Linked DNA regions of Mus musculus: region 2 is linked to region 1. Evidence: chromatin contacts called from ENCODE Hi-C or POLR2A ChIA-PET data. All regions are on one chromosome and are shown on one strand. Each heading gives the region's core, a stretch centred on a gene start or an enhancer-like site at or near the end of the contact. The rest is flanking DNA. Distances are from core to core; before and after follow the strand shown. Region 1 holds the start of Abtb2 (ankyrin repeat and BTB (POZ) domain containing 2). Region 2 overlaps Abtb2 (ankyrin repeat and BTB (POZ) domain containing 2).

The links. A loop is a pair of places that touch in the nucleus more often than their neighbours do. ChIA-PET counts read pairs that join two places held with the same protein, here RNA polymerase II (POLR2A).
Region 2: a loop to region 1 is called in a map of Patski, with 3 times the contacts of the local background. The contact joins the enhancer-like site here to the promoter of Abtb2 in region 1. A Hi-C loop is called at or near these places in 1 of 37 maps with a recorded cell type or tissue (Patski). POLR2A ChIA-PET finds 5 or more read pairs at or near these places in 3 of 5 experiments (Patski and embryonic stem cell).

What each region holds. Positions count from the first base shown.
Region 1 is chr2:103,564,396-103,568,686 of GRCm38, forward strand. Abtb2 (ankyrin repeat and BTB (POZ) domain containing 2) reads left to right here and starts at 1,915. Exons shown (of 17, transcript NM_178890.3): 1 at 1,915-3,214. The coding sequence starts at 2,332.
Region 2 is chr2:103,659,705-103,664,181 of GRCm38, forward strand. The region is part of intron 1 of Abtb2 (ankyrin repeat and BTB (POZ) domain containing 2); the gene reads left to right. Among named protein-coding and RNA genes, the nearest start is that of 8030431J09Rik, 90 kb to the left of the region's middle. Within about 2 kb of position 2,552, at least 1 of the 3 ENCODE cell types and tissues checked has a DNase peak (open chromatin) inside an H3K27ac peak, as active enhancers do.

The DNA of each region.
Region 1 (4,291 bases), core at 665-3,164:
TCTTCCCTCGATTTTCTTGCTATCTCTTAAAGAAATCCAGTTATTTGTCTAGGACCCTTGTGGGGCAGTTTAACACCCATGAAAGTCCGGGATTTCATTCTTGGTGTGTTTCTCTTTTTATCCTCTTTTTGGGGTTTTGTCAAAACCCAGGCTGGCTTCAAGTCAGCCCTCCTGCTTATCTCCTCGGTCCTGAGGTTACAGATATGAATAACCACATCTATATCCAAATTGGGCATGTTTATCTTTACATTTTAAGTCATCATGTGATTTAAATACACCAATACAAATATCCCATATTTTGTGTAAGAAGCACTCCAAATCACCTTTTTAGTTAATGTACCTTCCCAGTCAGCCTTTTGAAGAAAATGAACAAAGAAAAAAAAAAATTACTTCCTCTGGATATCCACTAGAGGACGATATTTCCTTTATTATATTTCTCATAATGGGTATTAAATCCATCAAACGGTTTTTCGTGTTTTCTGACAAGTTGAACCTCTAATTTAACTTCTAATTTCGCCTCTATAAAATGTGACTCTGTTAATTTGATGACTTATGCCTTGCACAGTACTTCCGTCCTTGACTCTGTTTCCAATTCTATGGCATCAGGAGGCAACGTCTCATGTACCCCAGGAAAGGAAAAAATTAAGTAAAACTGCCAAATAAAAAATCGCTTTATGGGGAAAGGGATCATTAATTTAAGGAAAGAGACAAACCAGACTTTTCTAGTTCGTATCCAACTCACGGCCCAAGGTCAGAACTGTAAAGTACAGCACAAAGGAGCTATTCAGGAGCTGGCGAAGAGGACTTGGGACGAACGTTGTGCACAATCCGCGCTTTGATTTTGCAGTCCTGCTGGAGGGGGGCTGGTGCACGCTTGTGCACGTGCGTGTGAATAGTTATGGAGGAGCAGCTGGTCCTCCGAGAGCTGGGCGTGGATCTATGCAATCAGTAGCTCTCTAGCGAGCCGCTTGGGGTGCACCTGGGCGCTACTGGAAGGACAGCAATTCACTGTACCCAGGAGGCACCGAGTCCCGAGGGGGAAGAAGACCTGCGGACCCGCACATCATGCCAGCAAGTCCTTAAAAGGGAACACCTGCATGCACGAGGTGTTCAGCGCAGGTCCTCGTTTTTCATCTGGTTCCTTGCAGGCACTCCCTCCCACCTTGGACAAAAAGGATCCGCCTGATAGTACACCGGTAGGAGGAAAGCCGTTCATTCTTTAGGTTTGGACTCCCACCTCCTAGATAATCCTTGGAAAACAGTGGACTGTAACAGTGGATACAGGGGTGTGATCACAGGCCTCTGAGTGCCGGGCTATTTTCAGGTCCCAGTTTAAGATAGTCTGTTTCGATTGGAGCCTAAAGTCAATATAAACAAAACTAGATAGATCTGAGAAGAGAAGCAGAGGTGCTCCCCTGCCCTCCAAACATAAATAGCTTTTCATTTCTCAAAAGAGAAGGAGGAGGGGCTTGGTAGAAAGTCGACAAGAAAGGTGAGTCGGGTCTCCTCCCAGTTTTCTTTTCCTACTGCCCTGGGCTGGGTGCTCACAGCTTTACAAGGAGCTGCCTGCCTAAGTCTAAAGCATAGAAGGCGGGAAAGGGACAGCACATAGGGGCTTTTCCTTTTCGTTTATCTTTTAATCCTCAGCGCTGGGGCCTGTTTTCGGGTTCCCCCGGCTTTCTGGGTCTCTGCGCCCCACCTCCTTGCCAGCTCGCTCGCTTGTTCTCCCCACCCAACCCCCTCAGCCATACCCACCCGCTACACCCCATTCTCGGTGATTTGCATATTTCCCGCCCCTCTCGGAAACCATTGGCATAGCCCTTGCCCGGCGTGGCTGATGATTGGTGAACCGCCCGGGTGTATTTGCATGCGGGCCGCTCCAGAGGACCTATCTGTGTCTGTAACCCGCGCCCCGTAGAAGTTTGTGGAGCGCTTTCTCAGCGGCTGGTCCCAGACGGACCTCGGGCGCCTCGCTCTTCGGTGGCCGCCCCGTTTTCTCGGGATTCTTTCTGTGGTGATGGACTCTCCGGACGCTCTGTAAGGGAAGCTGAGAGCTGGCGGCGCGAGTTCAGAGGAGGAGGGCTGGGAAGTCCGTTCGCTGACAGCGGCGCGACTGAACGCGGACGGCGTCGGGCTCCGGCCGGCTGAGAGCTTCGCCTACCTTCCCGCGGCCTGTGCGCGGGCGATGCTGCGGCCCCGAGGCGCGGCGCGGCGAGCACGGAGGGCGCCTCCGAGAGCCTAGAGCTGGTTTCCGCCCCCTTCCCCCGGGGCAAGTGGGCATGGAACAGTGAGAGCCCCTCGCTCGGCGAGGCCGCGCGCGGAGGCTCCCCCATGGCCGGGACATACAGCTCCACATTGAAGACTCTGGAGGACTTGACCTTGGACTCCGGGTATGGGGCCGGCGACTCCTGCCGCTCGCTCAGCCTTTCGTCTTCCAAGTCCAACTCGCAGGCGCTCAACTCTTCGGCGCAGCAGCACCGCGGGGCGGCCTGGTGGTGCTACTCCGGCTCCATGAACAGCCGCCACAACAGCTGGGACACGGTGAACACAGTGCTGCCCGAGGATCCCGAAGTGGCCGACCTCTTCTCCCGCTGCCCGCGGCTCCCGGAGCTGGAGGAGTTCCCTTGGACCGAGGGAGACGTGGCCCGGGTGCTCCGCAAAAGCGTCGGCGGCCGGAGGCTGCCCTCGTTCTCCGCCGAGGCTGTGAGACGCTTGGCCGGACTCCTCCGCCGGGCGCTCATCCGCGTGGCCCGGGAGGCGCAGCGCCTTAGCGTGCTGCACGCTAAGTGCACCCGCTTCGAGGTGCAGAGTGCGGTGCGCCTGGTGCACAGCTGGGCGCTGGCCGAGAGCTGCGCACTGGCAGCGGTCAAGGCGTTGTCCCTCTACAGCATGAGCGCTGGGGATGGGCTGCGCCGCGGCAAGTCGGCGCGCTGCGGCCTCACTTTCTCCGTGGGCCGCTTCTTCCGTTGGATGGTGGACACTCGCATCTCCGTGCGCATCCATGAGTACGCGGCCATCTCGCTAACGGCTTGCATGGAGAACCTGGTGGAGGAGATCCGGGCCAGGGTGCTGGCGAGCCAGAGCCCAGATGGCGGAGGGGCAGGAGGTGGAGAGGTATCCGCTGAGGCCTTGGAGATGGTCATCAACAACGACGCCGAGCTCTGGGGAGTCCTGCAACCCTATGAGCATCTCATCTGTGGCAAGAACGCCAATGGTAAGCACGAGGGGGGTGTGGGTGAAGGGAACCTTGACCTACAGGCTGGGTGGGCCACCCCAGGAGTGGATTTTCTTAGGAGCAAGCTGTGAAGTGAACCACCGGAATTCTGGGAGAATTCTTAAGTGGAAATCTTGTCAAAGGTTGTTTTAGGTGTCTAACTTTTGAGGATAAAGTTGTGGTTAGTGTTCTGTTGACTGTACACTAATTGAGTGAGAATGGGTGCGTGGACCAAACTACTCCTGAACCCTCTAAAGTGAGTCTTGCTGCCCTGCTACGGTTTTCCCTGTTAGTTGGATCTCTAGGAGTCTATTTTCACCTCACCATAGGTAGATTGTGGTTCTTCTGGTGTTGTCTCAGCACTGTGGCAGCAAGCAGCCCAGGGGTCTGTACTCTCAACACCTGAGCCTTGGATAAATGGGATGGGTAGATTAGAATGGAGAGCCCAGTTTCTGGTGCTGCACCCTGGGCTTAATGGTGCTCATAGTCAGGCCTCTTGACAGGAGGTGGAGGGAGAGCTCCCAGCTCTTAATACTATGTGCCCAGAGGTGAGGGAAACCAGAGACTCTTGAGTCTGCTTCCCAGAAAGAGCCACACGCTGGCTTCTGGGGCTGAATTTTCCAGCTGTCATTAGCCAAGTAAGCATTTGATTAAAACCTCATGTTAAATTAAATGCACAACCTTTTAGGCTTTCCTGAAAGGAAAGATGACAGGCTCAGTAAACCGCATTATGGGAATGGAGTGTGGGGGATGGGCAGCTGCACGGCGCGGAGTCTAGAAAACTAAGCACTGGGTAGCTGCACCCCAACTGAAGGCATTGCAAGGCTTCAGAGCCAAGGGTGAAAACAAAGCACTTGCCGTTTGCTATGGCAGTTTAGAGCACGACATGCATTCAACAGCAGACTGCTTATCTGACACCAGCTTCAGGGGTGGCCACCATGTATTATTTAAGATGGACCAACCTTATGGTCCAATTGGAAGGGTCACTTTGTGTGCAGCTTTCAGTGGCAAATAAGCAGGTAATGGAGGAGACCAGGTGGATCCTGGAAAGGGAGAAAAGTCAAATTAGACGTGGCT
Region 2 (4,477 bases), core at 1,302-3,801, 96 kb after region 1:
AGTTGGGTGTGATGTGGTCTGGCGAGGAGCCTTCTTCTCATCCACGTCCCAAGGCTTCACCTTCACGAAGAACTTCCAGCCTTTGTGGTTGTTTGCATTATGGTGATATCCTCACCACATTAGTACTTTAGAGGAAGTAGAGCACTTCACTCACCTCTGTGTATCCCAGGGCCCCAGTGAAGCCAGCGTGAACCTCAAGTTCAGAGCTACACAGATGACATTCAATGTGTGAGCATATGTTCAAACGTGGTGTTTTCTTATCATAGTCATAAATAGCCGGGCAGTAACAGGAAACTGCTGGGCATCTAGGATTATAGTGAGGTCCAGTCCTGGGGAGCCTTAGAGGGCAACAGCAGCAATGGCTCTTCCTAGTCCATTAGCGGGGCATCTCTTCATGGCACTCTGATGGAGGTGGTGTTTCCATGTAGGTGGAAACCTCTCATGATCACAAGGGTCGACGTGACCGGCACCCAGCAAGGCACTGAGCCACAAGAAGAGACTCTGCAGCTCACATGAGCTGAGCTGTTATTCCCACTCCTCCAGTCTTTGTCTCTTTATCTGCCTTTTTCCAGCCGGCCCAACACGCCTGATTTATCGGCATCTCAATCACTTCTGCCTTCCCTGGAGACCCCAGCCTGGCCTTGAGCCCCGAGGCCTCCCTGGGCAAATCAGTAAACCAGGGGGAAGGTGCAGGGCAAAGAAATGGAGTTCTCTGGCAGCTGATTACCAGTGATGTGTTGCTTAAAATGCTGTGAGAAAAGCCACAGCGCCCTTTTCAAGCCAGAAACAAGCTCTCACAACCCTTCAGATGAAGCCAGCACAAATCAAAAAGAGTGCTGTAACAAAACCCATTGTTCTATATGCTAACTAAATATATATATATATATATATATAATTTTAAAAATACATTAGAATGAGTTCCTTGTTTTCCACCTGTCACACAGGCCAGAGGAGGAAGACAAATGTGATTTCTCTACATCTACAAGAGCAAAGGAAGGAGAAAATGTCCATACCTCTCAGCTCTTTGAAAATGCACATTTTGCTTTTCAAATGAATAGACTGTTCGCAGTGACCTCTTCTTTCAAGGGAAATAAAGCCCCTGCATTCTCTCTTTATTCCCACCCCTCCCTTCTAGCCTATGTCTCTTTGTCCATGTTTAATCTCCCCCTGAGAAGAATCTTCAGGAACTTCCATGGGCCTCTTTCTCTTCCTCACAGAGCTAGCTGTCTGTCCCCAGAAGCCCTACAGGGAGGTCAGTCCATCCTCATCTCTGTTTTAGCCTGGTAGTCATTGCTTCTCTGGGCGTAGGCATCAGGGAAGCCCAGTAGGTCCTTGCCTTGCCTGCAGCCCTCTGGGTTTAGGACTCTGCTACCTGGAAGCACTGTTTCCAGGAAGGGCAGCCTCTCTTAGCCTTGCCAGCCTTATCTCCTTACCTGAGGGCACGAAGAGTGTTCATTTAGCTAAGACTGACTCTTGTGGCTAATTAGACCCTTTAGCAGGGACTCATCATTCTAGATCAAGAAAAGCATGGCCAAATGGCAATTAGTGATGAATTGCTGCAACTGCCTCCTAGAAGTGGGATCAGCAGGACCCCTGCTTTGTGCCTGAGAAACAAGGGGATCCCTCTCAAGCCTGGATGGCTCTAATAGATAAATCCTCTTAGGATGGTGGGTTTCTTTTGATCTCCCCCATTCCTTCCCCTTTGGTACTCCTCGAACAAAAGCTAATTCATCAAGTTTTTGGGATGTGGTAGGCTACTGTTTAGTGCTTTATTGAACTCTTATTCTGAATCAGCATTGGGATTAGGGCTTTATATAATTTGAGTATAAACACAGGAGAGAAGCCATGCCCATTTAGCAGATATAAAAACAGGCCCAGACATTAAGGGTGGTGGTCAGCCAGCTGGCTGGTGGCATTCAGCTATTTCACAAGGTATTTCCTGAGCCTCTGTTCAGGTAATCGTTGCCATGAGGAGTCGCAGTCTTGGTTTAGAGAAGGGAGAAGACATTAAACTTGTAAGCTAATTAATGAAGCAATCTCTAAGTGTTCCTGTGGAGCCAGGGCAGAACCAGGATTCCCAGAACCTGAGACTAACAGGAGCAGAAAGCATTGCCCTGCCACGTTGGGAAGGATCTCATTGAGCAATCTCATCTGAACATCCCTGAGGCTCACCACAGCCTGACAGCTAACCATGCAAATTTGTAGCACTGTGCCCATGTGCTATGAGATGCAGAGTGGAGCTGGCATTTAAGAGGTTCCTAGGAGTTTAGATTCCCAGCACTGGAACTGTATCCCTCCTGCCAGGGGCAGGAGCAGCCCTGGTACCACCCTTGCCAGCCTCAGATGGATGAAATGCACAGTCTTGTCAGTGAAAGTAACCCAGGAGTCTCTAGATGGGAAGGTCCTAGGTAATTTAACAAGAAAGACTCTGAGGTTCTGATTATCGCCTCTGCTCTCAGAAGTCCAGGGAGGGGACCCTAACAGTTTTCCATAGCCACTATAGCAGGTTTCTGCTTGAGTGCCTGTCCCCCAAACCCCGCCTCACTGAGTCAGTCAGCTGTCAGCTGTCTCAGCCAAGGTGTCCACAAATAGCTTCTCTATGTGATCTCACCGGAAGCTCATCTGAGTGACTCATGATTCCCTTTGAGAGATTGCCTCCTTGGGGAGGGTGGGAAATACTCCTACCTCTGTCTCTATTTCAGCCAGGAGGAGCCAGGAGTGGGGGAAATCCCTTACTAGGCCACAGGCAATTTTAAACAAAGGAAAAAGTTGCCAAATCTGTAGTAAGGTTTGTAATGAAAATAAGAAAGGACGAGCCTCTCTTGGGGCCAGAGAGATGACTCCATGGTTAAGAGTGCTTGCTGCTCTTGCAAGGGACCCAGGTTCAGATCCCAGCACCTACCACACTCAAAACTGCCTATAACTGCAGTTCCAGGGACTCTGAAATATCTTCATTTCCATGGGTACTTATAAACACTTGGTACACATACATATGCTTAGACGTAAGTATACAAACAAAATCTTTTCAAATGCCAATTGTCAAGTCAACTTTATAACAAAGCAGTCAGTGACTGCTGATATGTCAGAGAAGGGCAGTCATCCCTCTGGTCCATCACATTTGGGGTGACCACCCTCCCATCACCAGCTTATAGGAGCCTTCTGTGTCCACTCCCTGGCCAGAGGTACCATTTTTTTTTTGAGCCATCTTGTATTCTAGGTACCATGTAGGTATTACATACTCTGCGAGATACCTTAGGTATTTGGAGCCTCATTTTGCTTGATAAGTGTGTGTTTTCCACAGTTCTGTGTCACTCCATAGCATGGTTTGTATTTTAAAAAAAAAAAAAAAAAAACGCTCTTGGATGATGTACATGTGAGTGTGGAGGTGGGCTTTAGGCTCACTTATACCTGTTCTGCTTTCTCAAAAATAATTGTGGCAAGGATGCAAAGGCAAAGCATGCACATGTCCATGTTAGCCATGTGTCTGTCCACACCCCGGCACTCAGGGGCTTCTCCTGGGAACTCTGTTCCCTTCCTTGGTGGGTTCTAACCAGGAGCCCTGCCACCGCCTCCTGCACAGTGTGAGCTTCAGAAGAGAGGAGGGTAGACCGTATGAAGAAGCATAATGGGAGGCAGGTAGCAGTGACCCTCAGTGACATTTAAAGACAGGAAATGCCTGTTGTGTAATAAGTAAAATAGAACAATGTGGTAATCAGGCGTGGTCGTACGCATCTATAAGCCCAGCACTCAGAAGACTGAGGCAGGAGGATCATGAGTTGGAAGCCAGTTTCAGCTACAGCATGAGACCCTCATCCTTATCCCCCCCCCAAAAAAAACCCTAAAGACAGTCACAAAAGGCCATATGTTGTGTGGTTTCATGTATGTGAAATATCTGAAATTAGCTATTTGGTTTCTGGGGTGGAAGAGGTAGAAAAAGGGGGCTCCGCTGTTATTGGGTCCAAGTTCCTTTGAACAGTGACGAACACATTTGAATTAATAGTTATGGTTACAACTGTGGCTATACAAAAATGTCACTCGAGTGTTTCTTTGCAAGAGTGAGTTTTATAATTCAGTATTTAAAAAAATGGCCAACTTGGAATGCTTACAAACTGTGTCATCTCCTGCAGGCTCGTCAGCCCCTTGCAATGTGGATTCTGAATGTTATAGTTAGGGTTCCGTTACCTACAGGGTGCTCAAAAGCATGCTCTGACCATGTTGCTCAGATCCCGACCTCCTCCACAGTCGACAGTATGTACTCTCTAGGGAAGCAGCCTTGTCCTTGTCTGAGGGTTCTGGGTTTGGTCTCTCTTTCATAGAGGACAGCATCCATGAGTTAGGATGGGGTCAAGCATTTGACAGGATGGCCCATCCTCCCTGACTGATTCCAGCGTTTATCTGAGTCTGTATCCTCCCACCAGCCTTGAGCGGGCTGAACCATACCTTGTTTTTGCCACCGTAGGTTAGCCCACCTAGGGTG